3 separate regions of the Mus musculus genome follow, and regions 1 and 2 are each linked to region 3. A link is a loop called in an ENCODE intact Hi-C map of the cell type or tissue named here. Cell type or tissue: heart. All regions are shown on one strand.

Region 1 (8,000 bases), 67 kb before region 3:
ATTATTATTATTATTATTATTATTATTATTATTATTATTATTATTATTTGCTTAGAAAGAGACTGAGCACATAAGAACATGACCCGTCCCAGCACTTGTTAATATAGTGTGGCCCTGGCAGTAGGGTTGAGGTTTATTTTAGTGACAGATCTGAAGTTCCAAGTACTACATACACTCCCTTAAAAAATGTGGCAGTTGGGGTGGGGATGTAGCTCATTGATAGAGCACTTGCTGAGTGGTCAAGAAGCTGTGAGTTCAATCCTCATCACACACACACACACACATACACACACACACACACGATAGATAAGAATCATCTTGTTTATCTTGTTTGCAATTTAAGAAATAATTAGTTGGTATATCTGAGCAAAAGTAGAAAAATTTCCAGGTCCTAAGGTGTTTTACCAATCATCTGTTTCTGTAGCATCGGACCACATAAAGTGATTAGGCCGGGCTCTCCACACTCACAGATCTGTAATTTTGGTTTTTAATTGTGTGCATGCACACACAGACATGCACACAGACACACACACATGCATGCACGTGCACGCACACACATAGGCACATACAGACACATCGAGACATTCACATGCACACATACACGCAGACACATGTACACACACATGCATGCACACTCGCGTGCGCGCGCGCGCGCGCGCGCGCACACACACACACACACACACACACACACACAAAGCTAAGTTTCTGGGTGGGGGAGGCGGTTTAGTTGGCAAAGTGTCTGCCATGAAGCACGAGAGCTTGAGTTCAGATGCCAACTTCCATGTAAACCTGAGCGTCTGGCACATGTCTCTGACCCCAGTACTTGGTAGGGTAGAGACACATAACTCTCTGACGGTCTCTGGTCAGCCAGCCTAGCAATGTGGTGAGCTTCTTACCTAAGTGAGAGATCCTGTCTCTAAACCATAGCGCAGCATGATCCAAGAATGACATTGTGTGCCGACCTCTGAGGCGCGTGGGCAGGCATGCGTGGTCACCTGCATGCACATGTGCACACGTGCACACCCACACTCAAACCTAACTTTTGTTTTCCCTTTGGAAAACCCTGGTGAACAATCCTAGAAGAAAGGAATGGATCCCAGTGTATGCCTTTATCTGCCTAATATGCCTAAGATAAAATGCAAAATAATGAAAGATGCAATTAAAAACCAAAATTACACAGATGTGTCAATATGCAAATTAATACACATTTAAGCTGGGGAGCATGGTCTAATCGTTTCTATGTGGTTTGATGGAGAGAAACCACGATGACTGATGATTGCGAAAAGTAAAACATCCAATAACCTAGAAAATTTGCGATTTTTTTGTTGTTCAGACATCCCAACTAATTATTTCCTAAATTGAGAACAAGATAAACAAGATGATATCTATCATTTTGCTTTCATTGACGGTTAATAGTATGAGATAAGAAATTAAAAACCTAGCCGGGCAGTGGTGGCGCACACCTTTAATTTTAGCACTTGGGAGTAGAGGCAGGTGGACTTTTGAGTTTGAGGCCAGCCTGGTCTACAGAGTGAGCTCCAGGACAGCGAGGGCTACACAGAGAAACCCTGTCGCAAAAAACAAAAAACAAAAAACAAAAACAAAAAAAAGAATTAAAAACCTACATTTTGAATAATGAGCTGAGAGTCAGGAGATAACACTCCTCAATGTGTCTCAATTGATGAATGAGGTCTTGTTTTTGTTTTTTTTTTTTTTTGAGACAGGGTCTCTCTGTAAATCCCTGGCTGTCCTGGAACTCACTTTGTAGACCAGGCTGGCCTCAAACTCAGAAATCCGCCTGCCTCTGCCTACCAAGTGCTGGGATTAAAGGCGTGAGTCACCACGCCCCGGCTGAGATCTTATTTTCAAATCAGCATTGTCATTAATGGATCAAGGAAGGAAGAATCACCGTCCAAAAGAGATGTCAATGTGTCCAGTGGTCTGGAGGCTTAGGTTTCAATCACTTTCTCTGGAAGCTTATTATTTAATTATTATAAAAAGTAAAGGACCCCTACCCCTATCCCATATAAGCCACTTGGATAGGAAAAAAACCCCAGGTTTAATTTTTTTCTTGGTTAAAAACAACTCTTTGGACTATTCTTTCAGGCATGAGGGAGTGTTGTTGAGATAGAGATCAGCCTTGCTCAGTATCCCAGGCTCCTTGTCCATCCTCCTGCCTCTGCCTCCCAAGTGCTTCTTTGGTTTCCCTTCCATTTGACTTCAGAATTGTGACGTGAATTACTTTTTGAATTTAAATGCATGTTATTTAAAATGAAGGCTGTGGACAACTTGAGGTAAGGGGGAAAAAAGGTAGAGAATAATATTTAAAATGTATCTATCTTGACCTGGACAGAGGTACCTTTGACTTGTTCCCTAATGAGGACTGATAAAGAGCTGGTGGCTATCCTTCCCAGCCCGTTTTCTTTCTGAACGCCATAGTCTACTGTGGTGCGTTTGTAAAAAGACATAATTATCCACAATCCAATTATCTTTTGAAAGAATATTTGTACTCCTACTCAAAGACAGACAATGGATTATTCCAAGATAACCTACTTAATTCCTTTGTCAAAAAAAAAAAAAAAAAGTCATGCCTAGGACAAGAAACAATGTAACAGAGAGCTTGGCTCCCACTGTCACATTTTTCTGTGCAGTGAAATTGTACAGATATTTCCACCCTCTTACTTCCAAATACCTCACACAAAGAACCTGATATGAACAGGAAGGCTCGTTACTAGATTTAAAACAAAACAAAACGAAACAAAAACCGGTGTCCCAGTTTTATACCTAGGTATCTCATTTACTGTGGCCGATTTACTTCCATTCAGAAAGAAATGACATCCCTGAAGAGCCAGCAGCCTTGTTGGCATGAGAAAGAAGAGGTGACTTTGAGAGCCCGTGCGTCTCTTTCTATTTCGGTACCTTTTAAAGCCTCGGGATTCTGAGTTTAGAGAACGCCGCTTTAAGAGTCTGATCCAGTTGCTTCGCTGTGTTGTAAATCAAAGAACTGACGGGGCCCACTGGTAGCCTGCCAAGAACGGGCAGCAAGGCGGGCCAAACACATGTCTGTCGTTAGAGTTTCATCTGTGGACGATCAACTGCTAAATCCCTGGGCTAGGCTCCATTTGTTTTACGATGAAGGCAGCTTTTGCAGCATTAAGTCTGGGAGGATTCAGAGGTATTGCTATCCGAAATGTCAAGCCTGTCCCCACCACCACTTACCTCTGGACTACTGACCTCACTTAAGCAGATGGGACTTGGATTCCTTCCTAAGAGATCACCATGGGACTGCTTTTCCATGGGGCAGGCGCCGTTAACTTGGTTAAGCCTTCTCTGTTGTAAGTCTACTAACACTGAACAGGGCTCTCGTGGAAAGCCAGCGGGTTTATGAGGGGTGAACATTTTAAAAGGGAGGCGTCTCTCTCATGCTCAGCCTTTCTTGGAGGGTTAAACCCAGCAGCAGTGAGTGGCCAGCAGCTGATGGACTGTCAGGCTGCCAGAAGTTACTGCGTTAAGAGCCGCAGAGGTCGGTACTCAAGTCTATGCTACTCTGACGAAAACCACCCAGGTCCCTTCCACAGACTTTACTGAGTGTAACGAAGCTATGTCATGGGGACACTGGAGCTCACTGAAAGAAATTCCAAGACAAAGGAATCCTGGCTTGGTGTTGACAAGGTATGATGGCTTTACACAGTGTGGCTAAGGACAGCCTTTGGCAAACGGTCTCAGACTACAGGCCAAAATGTAGCCCGATCCAAGAGTGACATGGAGAATAACATTAACCAGTGTGGCTTTTCTCTCTAGGAGACATAAAAGAATGTATGCTGAATGCCGACCATAAAAGCTGCAGAGCGTGGCTCCGGGCCACATTAACGCTTGCCTGCTTACAGTGCCAGGAGGTGAGCACATCCTCATGGCACAGAGCCCCCAGTCCCACCAAGTCCACAGTGGCTCTCAGGCGTGGAGGGAGCACTTTGGTGCCTGAGAGCATTTAAAGCATTTTTTCACACGAGGAGAAGTCATCCTCTGGGGGCAGCAAGGGACCTCGAGGGCATTGCTGAATATATCAGGTGCTTGTAGAAAATGGGAGGAAAAAGGGAGTTTATTATGAGAAACAGGGGTGTAGGACACGGGTATTTAAGAAAACTATTCAAAGGTAAAGCTTAAGTATAAAGTTTTAACCTACAGAAGAGACCAAAGAACAGTACAAGAAATACCCTGATCACCTTTACTGAGATTGCATAATTGTCTGTCTGTCTGTCATCTGTCTCTCTGTCCTTTAGAAAATCCCGAGCCATGCCACGGGGAAGTAAGTTCCAGACATTGTGGCAATTTTAATTTTTTTTTAAATTTAAGAATATAGACATTCTTCTTCTTCTTTTTCTATTTTTTTTGCAGACATTCTTCTTTATAACCACAGTATCATTATAACAGAGGAAAATTAAGTCAATAATATTTAACCTATAGATTATATCCATTTCCTATTATGCTCAAAATGGCCTTTATAAGTTGTGCCTTTTGATTCAGACTTTAGTTAAAGTTGACACACTGCATTGGGTTATTATTATCTTTTTAACAGTTAAGTCCCTCCCACTTTTTTCCTTCGGTACGATTGTCTTTCAACTTGAAGGCTGGGGAACCCCGAGGACACACATGACAGCTTTTTCCTTATGGCCATTCTCTAAGGATGAGGGGTTCTTAGGGGAGAACCGTAAGGTAAGGTAAGGTGGATAAACTGCTTTATGGGCAAGAAAGTTTCCAGAATGGTGGGTGGCAAGAACTCAGGTACAGGATGGGAATCTCTTAAAAAAAAAAAAGGATTTAATTATTTTTATTTTATGTGCATGAGTGTGTTGCTTGAATGTATGTGAATCAGTCTCTCTCTCTCTCTGTGTGTGTGTGTGTGTGTGTGTGTGTGTGTGTGTGTGTGTTTCCTAAAGAGGCCAGAAGAGGGCATCGGATTCCCAGGACCCTAACTCAGACCCCAACAAGTATTCATAATGGCCTAGCGAGCCACCTCTCCAGCTTTGGGAGTCTCTTTTGAATTCAGCCATTCACACACCTCCACCTCGACCTCCCCTCCCCCACCCCATTCTGCGGTGTTCTCTTTCATTTCTTACAATGCCCAGAAAGATCTAGTATGAACAGAAAACCGAAGCTTTAGAACTTCAGACGCTAAAGTAAGCCATGGCTTTGCCTATGTGTATTCATTTTTCCTTTTACATTTCTATGAAGACAGAGAAGTAATGATGTTTGTGTAGCCCCCTCTGTTTGCAGTGCACACCCCCTCACCTCCAGTCTCCCCCAGAAAGATGAGGAAACGTAGCAGGGCCCGATTGAGAATACAGTTCAGAACAACACATGGCTCTGAGAATGCTTTGTAAGTATTCGGTGCTATTGTTTCTGTAACCAGACACTGCAATGCATATATATGTGTGTGTGTACATATACACACATATTTATATATATACACAGACATATATGTACATATATCACATATATATATGTATATATACACACATCTATCTATCTATCTATCTATTTATCTATCTATCTATCTATCTATCTATCTATCTATCTATCTATCTATCTATCATTCTATCTCTATATCATACATATTCTATTAGATCATATCTCAACTACCAACAATACTTAATGAAGAAAAGAAGTTTGCTCAGACTGGACAAACTGGTTTCGACAATCCCAAAGGGCAACAGGGCAACAGATGGGACAGGTACCAGCCCCCTCACATGGACAGGGTGAGGTGAGAGGACAAAGAAGCCCAAGGCAGAGGCAGCAGAGACTGGGGTTGGTACTTGTGGGCCCCTGCTTGAAGGAACCTCCACTCCTGAGTCACACATCTTCCCTGACTTTACCTCCCAGATTAAAACGGCTTCTGTGACAACACAATCATCGGGAAACTCGCATCAACTGAAATTTTACGACAACTGAAATCTTAACGTAGGGCAGCACTGTCGATTTCCAGGGCCTCACACTCACACAGACATACTTCACGCTCTTCACAGAACACCCACGATACGACACACACAGGCCAAATCGCTTCCCCATTCGCTCCCCGTACTCGACCTTCTCCAAGAGTCCTCTGCAGCAAGTCATGCTTAGCCTGCAGCTTTGTGATGAGGTTACTGCCTTCCAGGAACTCTCGAAGTTTCTGCAAAAAGGCAAGGTAGAAACTTAAAACCTCCCAGTGTCAAGAAACTTCCCAGAGGGGACAATAAACCCCGCTGCTTTATCTGTCTGTCTCCTCGAATCCCGGACTCAAGGTGTAATCTCTAGTCTAGTGGTCTCAGCCTTCTCCTGAGAACCTGTTGGACATGCAGGCTCAGGACTCCTCCTCCCTAGTCCTGTTGAAACAGGCTGCATTTTAGCAAACTCCCCTGTGGTGTGTATAGACAGAGCCTGGACTCAAGGGAAGTAACTGTGTGTAAGCCCTGGAGGGCTGGGTTCAGGGTGTGCCAGTAACCCTAGCACTAGGGTGGGGAGAGAAACAGGAAGATTCTGGGTGCTCACTGGTTCAGAGAGAAATCTGTCTCAAAAATAAGATGGAGGAGCAACCCAAAAAGCCATCTTCACTGTGCTGTATCTCCCCCCCTCCCCCCCCCAGCCAGTTTTAGAGAGGTCCTAACTCCTAAGCTCTACCCAGACAGGCTGAATCGGGAACTTTGAGGGTACTCTGGTGACCCTATTTTAAAACCAAGGCCTCCAGAAGACGCTGGCATCGTTAACTATATAAAAGTACCCTGGGGAAGCGGTGGTCCCAGGCTCTGTCAAGAGAGGCTGGGGAGCAGGGAGTGGACGCACCATGAAGTAGAACTGCTCCGTTTCTTGCTGGTTGGCTCGTCTCTTGGCGATGCTGGGTTTACTCAGGTAGGTTTCTGACACAGTGGACTTCACAGACTCTGTGGATCGGCTGTGCTGGAAACACTCAGACACATCATAGTCCTCAATGGTGACCATATCTTGGATCGTCTGGAGGGTGGCTTCTGTCGTTTTCTTGACCTGGGGACAGAAATACATTTCACTTGTTAACACACTCTTCTGAGAACCCCATGCTACTCCACGAGAGTTGGTCTTGTAGGGAGAGGTTACTTTGGACCGTAGTAGTGAGATGCCAAATCTTTTAAAGTTCAGATTCCATTTTAAATTTGAATTCAGTTAAGCTAAGAGGCTGGTACCTTAGTGTGGGAAGCCGTTGCAGAGTGGCAGTTACAGAGTGGCAGTTGCAGAGTGGCAGTTACAGAGTGGCAGTTGCAGAGTGGCAGTTACAGAGTGGCAGTTGCAGAGTGGCAGTTACAGAGTGGCAGTTGCAGAGTGGCAGTTGCAGAGTGGCAGTTGGCTACTGCTGGCCACCACACATACATAGGCAGTAAATGTTCTTTTGCCAAGATGAGGTTTTGAGAATTAACCAAAGTTAACCAATCAGATGAGAGACAAGTTAACCAATCAGATGAGAGACAAGTTAACCAATCAGATGAGAGAGAACGCCTCTCCTAGGCCTATATAAGCAGCACCAGTTCTGGGCTTGGGGTCACTTCGCCTCTGCAATCAAGCTCTCCCAATAAACGTGTGCAGAAGGATCCTGTTGCAGCGTCGTTCTTGCTGGCCAGTCGAGCGCGCGCAAGACCTTAGTTTCCAAGTCCCCCCCCCACGCTTTGCCCCCCCCCAAACAAAACCTGAGCCTAGCTCCAGTCTCTAGGCTAATCCCCAACAAGACCAATGTTTCCAGGTTATACCCCCAACAAACCTGCACCCATGTTCCAAGCCCACCCCCTGCCTAAGGACCACCAAAGCAGAAGGGAGCAGAAGCTAAGTCTATGATCTAACTCCAGCAGCAGCCAATCATGTTAAAGGCCACGGCAGCTTTCCAATGAGTTGCTTGCACACACATTCCCTGCTTGCTGCTTACTATAAAGCCTTGCACCGATGGACAATCAGGGCTCTCCTACCACCAAAACTGTCCTGTGTGATGGTGGTACATTGGG
Region 2 (8,000 bases), 62 kb after region 3:
CTGTGTCAGGGTGTCAGATCCCCTGGAACAGGAGTTAAACAGTTATGACCTGCTATGTGGGTGCTGGGAATCAAACCCAGGTCCTCTAGGAGAGCAGCCACTGCTCTTAACCACTGAGTCATCTCTCCAGGCCCCACAATTCTTATTCTTTGTGGTTGCAAATTAGCGGCAAGAACGCTGTCCAACTTTCGATAACCATTAGTTTTTCTGGATCTACGGTTTCTGGAACACATTCTGAATTCAATAACCAAGGGAATGAAGTCACTAGACCATCTAGTCATAGAGGCCACTAGTCCTACCTGCACACATGAATAAAGACACCTACTGTGTGCTAATCCAATCAAAAGCCAAATAGAGTAAGAATTTGGTTGGGCCCTTCCAGTCTTTGGGTGCTCATCTAAGCAAATCAACAAACAAGATGATCTACTCACTACCATGTTATAAGCTGAGTGCAAAGGCAGCACAGGCAGGGTAGAGAAGCAAGCAGGACGTGAGACACCTGCTGCAGAAGGAAGAGATGGAGGGAGGGTGGAGAAGGCAGGCTGTTCCTTTGAAGGGGGAAGGAGTGGCATTACATAAGGAACATTCTGGAATGGATCGTTGTTTGCAATTATCAGCCTCAGTCAAGGCTTCCTTCATACCTCGGATGTCCCTGCTACCTAGTGGAATGCCAGCAGTTCTGCATAGTCCGAAGGCTCGGAGAGCTTTTATTGCAGGGAAACTCACTTTGGTTAAGTTGGTATGCTCTGGGATGAAGGGAGGTCAGGGGCAGACACAGAAGGAAGCAACCTTTGTAGAGACTTGATAAGGGTCTACCCAGAAGCCCCTGGGAGAGAGTCAGAAGCAGGCCTTGTGCTGGTGACATGGGGCCACCTGTGTACGGTGGACTATGCATGTCTGAATCCAAATAATAGCCAAAGATAGAGAGCTGACTTACACAAAATGCAAAAGACTTGCGCTAGTCTCCCAATCCCTTAAAGTGGGAGAAGTTAGGGGGGAAAATCAGTATTAAGATATAGTGAGGTGACAAAGAACAGATCTCAGAGGATTAGGGTTACTGGGGGCAGAGGGCAGATCAATCTGGTTTCGTTCTTCATATACGAGTATTTAATGGCGTCTCTGACACTTGGTGTTTTCCAGAAGGGTAAATGGGGCAGGCAGAAAGGAGCAAGGCTTATGAGGTTGAGGGGTTTTATTTCGCTCTTCCTTGGAGAAGATATGTCTCTCTTTCAGCGAGTCTATTCACATTCTAGCCAGCTGCAAAACAGGGTTGAGAGCCAAGTCCCCCCTGCCAAAGTTCACTCTTTAGACCGGCAGCCTGCGGCCTGATAACCAGTTAGGCACAACACAATCCCTGCCTTTGGGTGGGAAACAGAGGCACCATTGTTTGGGGATACATGTTCAAGTTTAACTCGTCTAGAATTATGAAATTCAAAACAAGGGCTATTAGGTTCCACTGGTATCGGACTGAAGGGAGCGTCTGTGCCAATGCAGCCGCCTTTATTCCCCCTTAGCCCCCACGCCCAAAGACTATTTGGATTTCGCCTTGGTAATGGCCAAGAGAAAAAATTGTCAGTAACTATGACTACTCAGAAATCGAAAAAGTATCTCGAAGCCATATGATTCCTTATGTTGACCTATTCCATTTCTAGAATATGCACTGTTCTTTAAAATCAAGATATCTGGTATAAGGTTTCCTAGAAACTAACTGCTCAAAAATGAAAAGCCCATATCTAGCACCAACCTGAGACGTAAGGGACATATGGAAAAGCAGAAGTGAGAAATTACCCTCTGCTCAAATCAAAGGCCTTTGCTATTCTCTGATAAGAAATATGTATTTAGGGAAACTGGATAGGTTATGTTTATCTACTCATTCAACCCATACATGAGAACCGCCTTCCATTTATGGGAGGGCATGCTGGTTCCATCCATCATCGTGACCCGCCCCCTGCCTCCCCCCCCCCCCACGCTCAGACTCCACTTACAGTCTTGTGGCAATATGAAATATAAGAGGAGGACTGAAAAATGAAACATACAAGTCCCAAAGTGGGAAAACACAGATATGGGGAAGGGGGAGGGGGATGTACTCAGATTAGGCCCAGGTGCCACCTTATCAATGGGATACCACTGTCCATCCATATCTAACAAGATGGCCGGGTGTCAGATGCTTGTCTGCAGGAGACACTGATTATCTGTACATGGAGCAGAAGAGCCTTATTTGGAAGAAGGAAAGGGTCAGGGATGGACTCTGGAAGAAGAAAAACACCAAGGTCAAAGATGGTCTTCCGGGAAGTTTTCCCCAGATCACAACAGGAAGGGAAGGAGACTAGGCCTGAGAAGATGAAAGGCAGAGAGGGTGCTGACCCTGGGATCTAAAGGAGAAAACGGGACCGGGTCTCCTCCGTTGCTGACTTTGTAGTATAAAGACCTGTAAGAACTAGATAACTTAGGACAAGAGAGACTAGGTGGTATTTTTCAGTTGAAAATATTGTTTATATTGCTGAAATCATGTCTGCAGAATAAACTACAAAACCATGAGATCATTTCAATAAGTGCAAAAAAAAAAAAAAAACTTTTGACAAAACTCAGTACAAAATCAGAGTACTCAAGAATGGAAGGAAAGTTGTGTGACCTCACAATGGGCAGCAAGGGAATTATGGACAGCTAAGTCTAACGACAGAACGTTATCCTTGGGATTACAACTGCTCATCACCTCTAGTCAGCAGTCAGCTAGATGCCAGACCAACAAGCTAAAGGAGTTCAACTAGCCAAAAATATTGAAAAACAAAGTTGAAGGATTTTATGTTACCTATCACACGACTTATTATTATAAAGCCATAACTAATCAATGAAGTATGGTGTCCTCTGAAGAGAGATATACAGATCCATGCAATGCAAAAGAGTCGAGAAACGGTCCCAGGCACAGTCCATTTATTCTTAATACAGCTTCAATAAATAGAGAAAGGCCTTTTAAACAAGTAGTCCGGAACAACATGTACCTGTGTCCATTAAAAAAAAAAAAAGCAAACCCTTAGTGAACATCACAAATGAAAATTAACTGAAAAGTGGGTCACAGAACTAAATATAAGAGCTGAAACATTAAAGCGTTTCAGGGAAAAGAAGAAAATGGAATGACCTTGAGCAAGGATAGGCAAAGTGAGGCCACAACGAGCTGCTACGGCACAGTCACCCTTAACATTGGCTAGCACGTTAAGGAACCAACATGCTGAAGCCTTAAGGATGTGGAACAAACGTAACCACTGACTTCCGGTTAGGATGCAAAAATGCTACTGCTTTAAAAACCTTGGAAAATTCTTATAAAGTTAAACCAGCCTGGTGGCTCAGCCGCTACACTCCTGGGTATCTGAAAGAAATGAGAGAGGCTTTCTACATCACAGCGTGCACATGAGATGGCCATACTACCTTTCTTTGGAGTCATAAAAACTGCAAACAATTCCATCAGATCGTAATGGGCCTACTAAGTGCAAACAATTCCATCAGATCGTCATGGGCCTACTAAGTGCCTGTCCTCCCTCAGCCCCCACTCCCTCACATCCCCGACACTGATGGTAACTACTGTATGGTCTCTCTCTCTCTCTCTCTCTCTCTCTCTCTCTCTCTAACCCTCAGGAAATAAATACAAACTGATACAGTGAAAGAAGGCAGATCAAGGTTGCCTGGGAAGACAGGTCTGGGGAATATAAAGGAAAGGATTCCAAAAGATCATGAGGTAGGAGCCTTCCCACTAGGTGGGCTCAGAGGTAGACATGCGTCTGAACTTACCAGATCGCATACTGTGAATAGGATTTACTGTGGGCCAATGGCTCTGTAAGAAAACTATACAAAAGGCAAGAATTGCCACATCGAAAGAGACATTACTAAGGCCAATGTGAGGGTGGCAGCAAGCGCATCAGGATAAGGAAGAAATGGAACTTGGACCTTCCCCACTGTGCCGATTGACTCTGCTCTTCATAACAAACCTCCATTCCGTGACACAACTCAGGGCAAAAGAACACAGCAGGTATTTGCAGTCAAATATCCATCAAGGTGATTATAGCAAACAACAACAACCAAACAACAAGCAAAGAAAACAAAACAAAACAACAAACAAACAAACAAACAACAAAACCAAACAAACAGACAAAAACAATAACAAAATTTTTCCAAGACTAGACACCAGGGAGAGAGTACCAGACAGAAAGTGGCACCAATGGGTACGCAGGTCTCTTGCTCTGACACAAAGGTCCTCAATCCGGCAGCTGCCAGGGGTGTTGTCTGAAGGATCATCTCTCCTCAGAAACTTACCTGGCTAAAGGGGACCCCGCCCCTGAGATTCTGCCCCTGGCTATGGACATTCCAGTCCCAGTTCCCCTGTGATATCAATTCAATCCTCTTAGGGTGTGTCAGTCCCAAAGGATTCCCCCATAAAATACTTGTGCACAAAATTCCGGTTTTCTAAGGAGCGAGACCTAAGTTATCCGTCCCCCTAAGGTAACTTACTTTAGGAAACTGAACGTCCCTGGGAACGAAAGCTTATTGGAGAATCAGAGACAGAAAGAACCAGAGAAATGAAGAGAAATGAACTGTCGTTATTAGGACTGATAAGCAATAACAGCCAAGTCCACAAAATCAGTGTGTGTGTACATGTGTGTATCATGAGGACGTATTCCGCAATGCTCACATCACGCTCTCCCTTCAGTGATAAAACTCCTCCCAGTTTTGAGACCTGAAAGGTCAGCTTGCTGAGCTGCTGGCCCCTGGAGAATTTCCTATTAACACTAATGTCAAGAAAGAGTTAAAAGTAACTGTGCTGAGTCCAGCTTTCTGCTGCCCATCAGGGAATCGGAAGAGTGGTGTTTACTAAGTTTCCTGGCACTGGGGAGGGGATAGGGGGGTGGGCTCCCTGGAACTCTGCAGGAAGTCATCTTTTCTGTCCAGATGGCTAGATTTTACAAGAAAAGGACCGGTGGTTTCTCCATGTCACCTTACAGAGAGGACAGGAGGCAGGATCCAGGAATGAGGGAATAAGGCTTGTTCCCCAGGTAGGATGACTCCAGGGTAGGGCTACAAGGAGGAGCAGGGAAGGCACCTCACTGCTCGGTCACCCGGTATGAGCCTAGGTTCCTGCCTGGTGACAAATGTAAGCTTCTATGTCTGGAGGTTTGCTGCTTTTTTTTTTTTTTTTTTAATCAGAGTGATTGGATTTTGTTCAAACTCTGGCTGTGCTTATTTCTTTTGCACATAACCAAAGGCAGCTGAAGACCGTCGGTGTCTGTCCAGTTGCACGCGTGTGAGCTCTGTTGACCTCTGTGTCTAGAAAACCATGCTGTCCTTTGCTGTGCCTGAGGTCCGACATCCTCCAGCAGGGGCAAAAGGCATAGGGTAGGCACAAGATCTGGCTCTTCATACAGAAATAGACAGTGCTCCAGTCTCAGATCCACAGAGTAAACCCTAAGGCCCGATGGAATGGTGTCTGAAGAGGAGGCCCCATGGGGACCTCCTGCTCCTTCTGTATCTGAGGCTGCACACAGAAGGGGGTTGTTAATGAGTCAGGAGGATGGGCTCATCAGACAAGCTTTTCATCTTGGACTATCTACATTCCTGTTGCTGATAAGCTACCTGGGTCTCTGGTGGCTTGTTATGGCAGTCGAAAGCCCCGGCTTTGCTACTTACAGCCACGCAAGCTTCCTATCTTAACGGTTTTCTGTACCTCTGTCGTGGCCATGGTAAAAGGCAGTGACAAAGTTGTAAGACTCTGTGGCCTTGCATCTTCCCAACAGACGGTTTGCTACTACAAATGAGAAACCGAAAATGCTCACCACTCTGTCTTCCTAATGAGCCGGGCTCAACCCCAGGACCTACCAGGTACCAAAGAGCGACTACACATCTCTGTCTGTGTTGTGTAAGTCCCCTGAGCTGACATCTTGGCTGTACAATATTTGGATATATCTGAAATGCAAACATTTCACAGACCCCGTCCTTCCAGCTCTGCATACCAACGACACACTGGTTCAAACACATCACCAGAGTGATTCACAGTCACCGTGTCGCTGCACACAGCCACCCCTCATTGGCCAGTTGGAACCTACATTTCCAAAGCCTTCAGAAGCAGCACTGTTCAAGCCAGTCACCTTTGACAGTACCCATCCCCCATGCACTGTTCCTCCAGGCGGGAGAAATACAGAATAGCTTAAAGTGTAGTTATGCTAAGTTCCTGGCACGGTGTCTCGTTCACCTGTACACACTACTCAGCTGGCTCTGAATACCAAACTCAAATGATCCTCCTGTCTTAGCGCTGAACACCTTAGACTATGGCATGGACCAATGTGCCTAGTGCTCAGTGTAAATTCCTGCCAAGAAAAGAAAAAAGATTGCTATAGTTTTCTGTAAAATGAAAGACACTTCCAATTGCTGTGCTGTGTCGATAAAACCATGTAGAAATTACGCCCTAAGAGAAAGCAGTTGTCTCTCCTAGTTCTCTAGCATGGGTCCTTCCATCAGATAATGGGTGACAGACAGCTAACTGTTCTCCTGAACCTTCGAGAGTTAAATCTAACCACACTTAGCCTAGATTTTCTGTTAAGTAGGTCCTTGTGTGCTGGGAAGGCTCCTTTTTCCTTTTTTCGTATTAAAAAAAAGATCTCTCATAGAAACTGGCCAAAATAACTTTTTTATGTATCCACTGAATTAAACAAAACTATCCACTTAGTAAACAATTTGTGACAGACACAGCCCTAATGAAAATTACCAGATAAAGGAACAAAGGGAAGGATGCTAGTGGGCGCCCACACCTGAGAGGGAATCTGTCAGAAAATCAAGGGCAGCTGTGCAAAGCATCATTTCCTGAAACGGGGACCAGAAGGGAATCCAGTTCTAGGTATTTTCAGGTTTTGGAAGACCTGCATAAATATCATGAAATCTCTAGGGGACAGGACCCAAGTCTGACCAGGAGATTCAATTATGTTTCATAGGGGCCTCGGATACATAATGGAAGCATTTTAAACAATATTTTTAGTATGCTTGTATTTTGACTGTGACCCATCACGTGAGGTCAGGTGTGGAATTTTCCACGTTGGCATCATAATGATATTACACACACACACACACACACACACACACACACACACACACACACACACACACAGCGTGCATATGGCTAATTTGTCTACCTGGAGAGTCTACCTATAAGCCATACTGTATATGGCTATTATTTGACACATCCTTTCTTTGTAATTTGAGGGCTACAACACTGTGTTTTTCTTTGCTTGCACATGTCAGTGGTGTGACTTCTAGAAACTACAGGGATACCCGTGTGCAATCCTGTGACAGCTGCTTTCAGCACCCACCCCCTTACTGTTAGCTCAAGTAATCAGGGTGCAGAGGGAGCAACTTCCAGGTTGGTGCAGTCGTTGATGGACGTGTGGGATTTGAGGACGCCTTCACTTGCTGAGGTCTATTACTAAGTACTTCTCATTCTCTATGCCGATATGCACAGCTGATTCCCAAACCTGTATTGCAGACAGGTTAAATGCAGCAAGTGTGTGTGTGTGTGTGTGTGTGTGTGTGTGTGTGTAGAAAGGGGTCATTCTATTCAATGGGTCATGTCAGTATTGTGACAGTGTGAACAGGGTTAACTTAATTTCAGCTAAATTTAAGACTCCAGGCAAGAAAATGTTGGGAAGACACTGGGGTACCTTTCTAGTCAAAACACCAACCACACAGAGAGCAGGGGTCTAGACATCTAGACTCTATGGGAGAAGGCTTCTTAAAGATGGTAATAGCTTATTGCTAAAAGGACAGCATTGGTGAAATCTAAGTAAAATGCTAAAACAACATGCCAATGACTGTGAGAGAAAACTGCACGAACATCAGGCCCAGGGCATTTAGCTTATTGATTAACCATGGATCCACGATTCGCAGACATTCCCCAGATACCTTCCGGATGAGCTGATGTCAGGGCTGATGGGCCTCACTGATAATCGAGAAAGCCCTATGTTACT
Region 3 (8,000 bases):
ACCTTCCCCCATTCCAGTCAAACCATCTTGCTCCCATTTATCACCGTCACAACAAGAAGTAATGAATTCCTTTAAAGAATATTTCAGATACCTTTAAAAATCACTTCTTCAATCAGAACAGTTTGTTGGAGAGCACAATTCTAAACTGACAAACTGAAGTCCTTCTTGTTTAGTTAGCATATACAATAACAAGCTTTTAGACCACTCCCGGACTGTCGAAGGCCATCAATATTCAGTAGGGTGTGTGTGCACCTGGGTTCTATTCCACTAAAAGCTGAAAATAGAAGAGACCCTTGACACTTAGCAAGAGTTGCAAAGTTTAAAAAAAAAAGGGGGGGGTGTGCACAGATCTTAAGGAGGTAACGACTGTTACTTTTGTATAAAAAATACTAACAAATTATACTTGCTAGGGTTAAAATGTTTTCTCTGCTCTCTGAGATGTAGATAGTTAAAGTTACTTTTCCATAGAGAGCCCCCCTAATTACTCAGAGCTCCCTAAAATCACAGGAAAGACCACTTCCTCCCATACTGGGCCTACAGGAGTTGAAATGCTACTCTGTTTGCTGATGTGTTTTGGCAGGGTTCTGGGGTTCTGATCCAAGGGGGAGAGAAAGTAATCAGAGCTGCAACTTAGCTAATGCTTGTTAGATGATGATGATGATGATGATGATGATGATGATGTGTGTGTGTGTGTGTGTGTGTATCATGTGTAGCACATTTTCTTGGATGTGCGATTTTTAAGGATGAAAATGTAAGTTTAAGACTCTCGACACTGGAGTTTTTGGTTTTGTTTTTTTAAGGATTACTACAATTGTACGCTGCACAGAGTGTCTGCAGGGCAATGACACTTTTTCCTTGAGTCAGAAATCTGATGTTCATTTGAGACCCATCCCTCTCCTCGAAGCCATAATCTGTTCTGGCTGATCAACTTTTCGTTTTTCTTTCTTTCTTTCTTTCTTTCTTTCTTTCTTTCTTTCTTTCTTTCTTTCTTTCTTTCTTTCTTTCTTTCTTTCTGGTTTTAGAGCTTTATTGTAGAAAGACAGAGAGAAAGAGAAAAGGCAGAGAGAGAGAGAGGCTGGCCATGCCCACGTGGAGAGAAGGGGGGACTGTATGCCATTAGACGTAAGAAAAACTGAATCAGGTTTCCTTGAACTGAAACCGTTTCACCTTGAGATACATTTCGGGATGGATGCCTCCTCAGTACCTTTGCCCCTGTCCTAGTTTGGTTTCTGTTGCTGGGATAAAACCATGGCCCAAAGGGGGTGGGCTTATTTCTTATCACAGTTTACAGCTCATCCAGAAGCGTCGCATGCACCCATTTTACAGAGGGAGAAACTGAGGCTTGCTGAGGCTATTCTCAGATCAGGGCTCTAGAACCCTTTATTGGCAGAGACACCCTTGGGATCTGGGTGACAAACCAGGGAAGAACAAGGGAGACACTTGTGGGGCAATGGAAACCACGCAGAGTCAAAGGGGAAGGGCTGGTCCTGAGCAGAACAGCAGGAATTCAAGCAAGAACTTGGAGGCAGGAACCGAGGGAGAGGCCATGGAGGGGGCAGCGTACTTATACAACTTGCCTAAAGGTGGCACCGCCCACAGTGGGCTGGGCCCACCCACATCAATCATTAGTGCCCCGCTGGCCAATCAGATGGAAGCAATTCCTCAGGGGCGATTCCTTCTTCCTGGAAGCCGCTAGGTTTTTCTGTGAAAGTGCTTTCTCAGGCTCTTTCTTCTGCCCAGGCTCTGTTTTCTCCCCTCTTCCTGATGCAACCGTGCAAGCTGCTCTGAATCATTCTTGCAAGTTGTTCCCCAGAGAAGAATCAGACTCTCCCTTTATAGTGACTTCATGGTTAACTCACCAATCACCATCCCCGGGCAAACTGGTGATTACAATTTAGAGTCTGAAATCAAACTGCCAACGTTCGTACTACTTTACAAAAGAAAGTAGTAAGTGTCCAGGTCTTAGGTTTTTGTTTTCCCACTGACAACGATGACGACGACGATGATGATAGTGATGATAATAATAATAATAAACAAAAGATGCTGACTAGTCTCTGTGCCACAGGGCTTATTGGGATGGTCCTTATTAAACACTGGACACAAGTTATCATACTTACTCCATTTCCCTTCTTCCCTCAGGGGAATAACGGGGATTCAGATCTGAACTCTGCCCTCCAGAGTTCTCCATCCACAGAGGATCCAGATAGGCTGGATTTGATTATTTTTCTGTTGCTATAGTAAAATGACAAATATCTGAAATTGGGTAACCGTAAAAAGGGAAAAAAAAGGTGTGTGTACAGCACACACGCACTCACACACACATACATTCACACACACACACATATATATTCACACATTCATATACATTCACACACACCTACACACATACGTATATTTACAGATACATTCACACACACATACTCACACACATGTGCACTCACACATACACTCATACACACATACTTACACACATATATATTCACACACATACACACACATTCATACACTCATATACATTCACACACTCTCACACACACTCACACTCACATATACATTCATGCACACCCATGCTCACATATACATTCACACACACACATACACAGACACATACACACACTCACATAATTCACACACACATAGTCACACACTCACATGTACATTCTTATACACACACATATTCACACACATACATTCACACATACATATACACACACATACATTCATATACCCTGTCCTCCCTCCCTCCTCCCCCCACACTCACACACAAAGGATTATTTAGCTCTGAAAGCATGAAGAACAAGTCCATTATGGCTCTGGTAAGGACGTCATGGTAGACACACCCACAGCAAGAGAGAAGAATACATGAAACGAGGGATGATATTGCAGATTAGAACCTGAAAGGGGCCAAGTCATTCTCACAGGCGCTCAGGGGTCGCATAGAACAACCTTACTCCCTTCCCTGGTCAGCTTCCCAAGGCCTAGGAACCTCTGTGCTGGCCAGATCTCTGTTACTAGAAACCTACAGGCATGTGGCCCAGAACATTCCAGAAAGGAAAGGAGACGACAGAACAAAGGGTGTAATTAATAGGAGCAATGTGACCACACTGAGTCACCCATCAAGTGACCTGTGTGGTTGGATTAATTGGCTGACTCACAAGTTTTCTGGCTGTCATAAAGGGAGTATTAAAGTAAATATATTGAGATGACCAACTCAGGAATCCTGACCTTGTGCTGAGTCAGTGTGGGAGTGAGAGAGAGAGAGGCAAAGCAGATTAAATATTTAATGAGTGCTTCAGAGGGCTTTGGTGTCTCACACTTGGTTGGTCTGAGATATAAATTCTGGGTAAAGAGGTCAGGTCATGTTTCCACAGAGTGTGTGCTTTTAACTTCCTAAACCTCATTTCGATGTCTTTATATTAATAGAGCCCTTTAATTCACATGAACTCTGAAGACAGAGTCAGAGAGTTCCTTCCAAAAACACTAATGGAGAAAACAGGGTTGGGGTTAATGGCCCGAGTCCAGCCTCAGGAAGAGTGCATCCAGGATTTCTTAAGGATTCCCCTCTACCTGGCAAGAGACATGGTTCTTCTCCCTTAAAACCAAAGCTAGAGTTGGGCACAGTCACTCATATTATAGCAACACATGGAAGGCTGAGGCAGGAGGATTACTTTGGATTTGAGGCTAGCCCTGGCTGGAGGCCAGCTCAGGAATTCATAAGGAAGACCCTATCTTGAAAAAAACATCATGAAACTCATAGCAGGCAATTATCCTCACAAGAAAGTCTCCCCCCCAGGCAGGGGGAAATTATCCTCACAAGAAAGTCCCCCCCCCAGGCGGGGGGAGAGGCTGCTTTCCTTTTGCTGAAGCCCCAAGGCCAGCAGAAGTCGGGCAGGAGACTCAGGGGAAGCCACAGTTGTGGTTCCAGGAGCAAGTCAAGGCTTAATCCTGAAGAGAGAAAGAAGTCCAGAATGTCTTCCGGAACATCTGCTGCTGGGATTGACAGGCCAGGGTGACATTGCTCAGTGACTTAGAAAAAGTCGCTCTTTGAGCGTGACAGTGTGAACCATATAGACTCAAAGTCATTTGCAATCAACCTCCCAGGCACGAACAGTCCCCGAACACACAGGTTTAATAACTCAGACTAAAATGTAAAGTTCTATTTTTATCTTTCTATCCTTTACCTCATGAGAAAAAAAATCAGCATTTCTTTTTTGGGCGGCGGGGAGATGCAAGGGAAGGGACACTCTTCACATAGAGCAGACCCACAGGTGGAGAGAGGTCAGAGGAGGCTGTGCCTGTCCCAGAGAACAGCCAGGAAGGGCCTCACAACCTCCCCTCTCCCACAGGGAACATGGAGGTTGTGAAGACCAATGGCTCCCTGAAACCCCTCCCCAGTACCTTGCGGAATGGCTACCACAGTACTCAACCTTCCTAACACTGAGAACCCTTAATATAGTTCCTCATGTTGTGGTGACCCCCAACCATAAAATTATTTTGTGACTACTTCATATCTGTAATCTTGCTTCTGTTACGAATCGTAATGTAAATATCTGATAGGCAGGCTGTCTGGTGTGCGACCCCAGTGAAAGGACTGTTGACTGAGATTGCAGCTAAAAGGTGGAGGACCGCTGGGCTGGAGGCATGGAAGAATTTCACCTCACAACTCAGTCCAGCCCCAACTGGGCTAATAAGTCACTCCTTAAGAATCTTTTTTGATTCTTATTTCCTATTTAATTTCTGCTATCTCGCAGGTATACTGCTCAGGTTTTTTGGACAGCCATTTATGTTTTTCCACAGAGTGTACCACAAGGCATGCCGCACTGTCATCCTTGGCCACTGTGCACGTCCCCTGCTCATCCTATATCTCTTCTCCCTCGTCCTTACCCCTGACTCTTTACTTACCCCATAGCATTAACCTTTAAAGATCTGTAGTCCATACCCCAGCCCAATTCTCCCTTCCAGCTACTTTAACTGCTTCATGATCTTTTTTAAATATCAAAGATCTAATATGGGCTCTCCCTTTAACCACAGTACTTTATTCCCAAGTCTAGCCTTATTGACTGAGTCTGACTATGCTCCATGCCGTCCTCCGTTATTGTCGAACAGGTATGGAAGGTAATGGGGTCTCTGTTAACTGCCAGGGACGACGCCTGCACAGTGATAAGGTCCAGCAGCCATGGACGGGTAGTGTTGAATGTTCTGCAGTTAATATTCTCAGCTGTAGCATAGGGTTTACACCAGCCGTCCTGAACTCCTGAGGAGGGATTGTTTTGAATTCCTCCTGAACTGAGGAATTATTTTCAGAACTACACATTCAACTTTATCAATCCCAATCATACTTGAATGCTGTGGAAACTCCAGATGAAAGAATATCGCTGTTTAAAATATACACCGAGCAACGAAAGGACCCCAGATATATAAATCTCAAGGCAGTAACATATGAAACAAGTACACAGAAAACAAAGACAACTTAACTTCTCCAAAAACTATGAGGTCTACAGTCCTGTGAGGGAGCTAGGCTGGCCATGGTGGAACACACTTCAAACCCTGGCGCTCTAAGAGCAGAGGCTGCTGAGTTTCTGTGGGTTTGAGGCCAGGCCAGTTTACATAATGAGTTCTGGGTTAACCTACTTAACAAGACCTTGTCTCAAAAGAGAGTGAGTTAGTTGAAATCTCAGACAGAGAACTTGAAATAATGACAGGAAAGTGTGTCAGGCACAGGCACAAACAGCTGGAAAAACAATAAGGAAGTTAATACGTTCAGCAAAGGGGCGGCTTACAATGTTAGCAGTCAACAATCAGTAGCTTCCTTAGGCAAGTGAGACTTCTAGTGAGGTAGAGGGCTGAGAAACAATTCCATTCACAATGGTCTCAAAATAACACCACCAAACAACTAAACAAAACAGGCTGCAACAAACCTCACCAAGAGCCTGTGAAGTTATCTCTTTAAAAATATTAACACACTGGAGGAAGTCACTTAGAGATAGAAATACCTCATAGTGTGGCCGTGGATTGGCAAGATGAAGACTGTGAAAACAGCCTTGTACCAACTCTACCAAGAACCGCCACCCCAGCCAAACACGAACTCAGTGCTTCAAAATAAAATAAAAATAAAAGACAAAATAATCTTAAACTTTATTGGGGAGCACAAGAGACCCTGAATCCTCTAAAAAGTTCTGGGCAAAGGGAATATACTGTGGAAGGTACCACCACATCTGATATTGAGTTATATTATGGTTGCATAGCATCGAAAACAGCATCCTAACCGCACAAAAGACATGCTAGTGACATGTAGATCAATGGAGTAGAATAGAGGACCCAGATATTAGGCCACACACCTAATTTTTGACAAAAGTGTAAACAAACAAAAGAACCCATGGAGAAAAAAAAAACAGCGTTTTCAACAAATATTGACAGAGACGTCTATGTCCATGTAGATGAAACTAGATCTTTATCTTCCATCCTGAACAATGCTCAACTCTAAATGAATCGAGGACCAGAGACGAAGACAGGCTCCTCAAGACCACATAGTTTGTTTATAAGCTATAAAGAAATCCAGCTGGAGCTGGTCTGAAACTGCTTCGCTGCAGGCTTGCTCTCATAGCGCTGTAAGGGTCTATTCAGGCCAGAAGGGGTAAAAGTCATAACAATATCATCAAGTAGTGCACACTGAAAGTTATAATTCCAACCTTCCAGGCAAGATGCATCCGCAACGACAATAGTGACATGACAGTTAGGTGTAGCCAACTACTTTCTAGTTGCATTTGAAGGCTACTAGACATGAGGGAATTTGTGTCTGGTACTATAAACCTCATTGTCTTAGTTCCATTTCGGTTTCTGTAGTAAAATACCCTGACCCAAAGCAACTTAGAGGAACAGAGGACTTACTTCAGCTTTCAATTCCAGGTTACATCTCATCATTGTGGGGAAGTACAGTCATGAACTTCAAATAGCTAGTCACAATCCACAAGTAAGAGCTAAGAAATGCATGCCTATATATTGCTTGTTTGCTTGCTCATGTCAGCTCTATTTCTCCATTTTTGTATAGTTCAGGCCCCCCTGCTTCGGGAACGGTGCAGCCTCCAGTGGGCTATGTTTTTCCAAGTCAATTAACTTAATTAAGTTAATTCCAGACAGACATGCCCACAGCCCAACACAATGTAGATAACCCCTCATTAAGACTCTTTTCCCAAGTGATTCTAGTTTGTGTGGAGTGAACAAAGCTAACCACCCCAGTGGCCAGAAGTCCATGGAGAAGTAGGTCCTAGTTTCTAGCGGAGACCATGGTACTGTGATTTTGCTAAGTAGACATGTTATCAAACTGCCCAATAAATATTTATGTTCATATCCAAGGATCAGCACCATTTTCAACCTTGGCTGGAGAAGTTTCGTTTTACACTGGGCAGAAGCTAATGCGGAGCCTCATAGCTGGTCAAAGGAGTGAGAGTGATTGTTAACTGCTCATCCCGAAATGAGCCATCTGCAGCCTTTCTATTCCCCCTTCCGCAGAAGGGGTGTGTGTAGGGAGATTATACGTGCTGGAAGAGTGGTGGAAGTGGAGACCAAATGCTGACTTCTGGACACGATACGACCCGTACACCCATGAACTCACAGTATCTACGGCTTCTACATGAGATCAAGCCAATAAGAACGGCCAACATTCCAGAGGGCAGCAGTAACTAGACCCAGTAGGTTACAGAGAGTGTGAGAGTGAGGGACAGAGATAGACAGAAAAGAGAAGAGGGCTGGTACCCAGGAGAGAGGTAGAGAGTGAGGTAGGATATGATCAAGATGCAATGTATAAATGCATGAAATTGCTAAAGAATAAAGTATATTATAAAACATTTAATAATGTTTAGTATTATGTTCTTTTATCTGCTATGTAGAACACTATCATATGTAAAGGTATGAACATATGTAGTCTATAGGTCATATGCAGTGGTATGAACATATGCAGTTTATAGGCCTGTTCCCTCTATTTTAAGTCATTGGGACATGAT

The links. Peaks named below come from ENCODE experiments on the same cell type or tissue, not always from the same donor. Only the 100,000 strongest peaks of a DNase experiment are listed, where the experiment ranks them.
Region 1: a loop joins it to region 3, with 2.1 times the contacts of the local background. A loop is called at or near these places in 4 of 42 quality-filtered maps.
Region 2: it touches region 3 in a loop (2.2-fold over the local background); 4 of 42 quality-filtered maps call a loop at or near these places.

Annotation. Positions count from the first base shown.
Region 1 is chr10:121,833,946-121,841,945 of GRCm38, forward strand. Srgap1 (SLIT-ROBO Rho GTPase activating protein 1) reads right to left here. Exons shown (of 22, transcript NM_001242411.1): 9 at 6,820-7,017; 10 at 6,085-6,169. Among named protein-coding and RNA genes, the nearest start is that of Gm46183, 43 kb to the left of the region's middle. In heart, no CTCF peak of the experiment used is centred here; DNase peaks (open chromatin) are centred at 3,146, 3,666 and 3,776; H3K4me3 peaks cover 479 bases; H3K27ac peaks cover 831 bases.
Region 2 is chr10:121,963,028-121,971,027 of GRCm38, forward strand. All of the region lies in intron 1 of Srgap1 (SLIT-ROBO Rho GTPase activating protein 1), which reads right to left. Among named protein-coding and RNA genes, the nearest start is that of Gm51787, 11 kb to the right of the region's middle. In heart, no CTCF peak of the experiment used is centred here; no DNase peak of the experiment used is centred here.
Region 3 is chr10:121,901,168-121,909,167 of GRCm38, forward strand. All of the region lies in intron 3 of Srgap1 (SLIT-ROBO Rho GTPase activating protein 1), which reads right to left. Among named protein-coding and RNA genes, the nearest start is that of Gm51787, 73 kb to the right of the region's middle. In heart, no CTCF peak of the experiment used is centred here; DNase peaks (open chromatin) are centred at 1,724 and 3,064.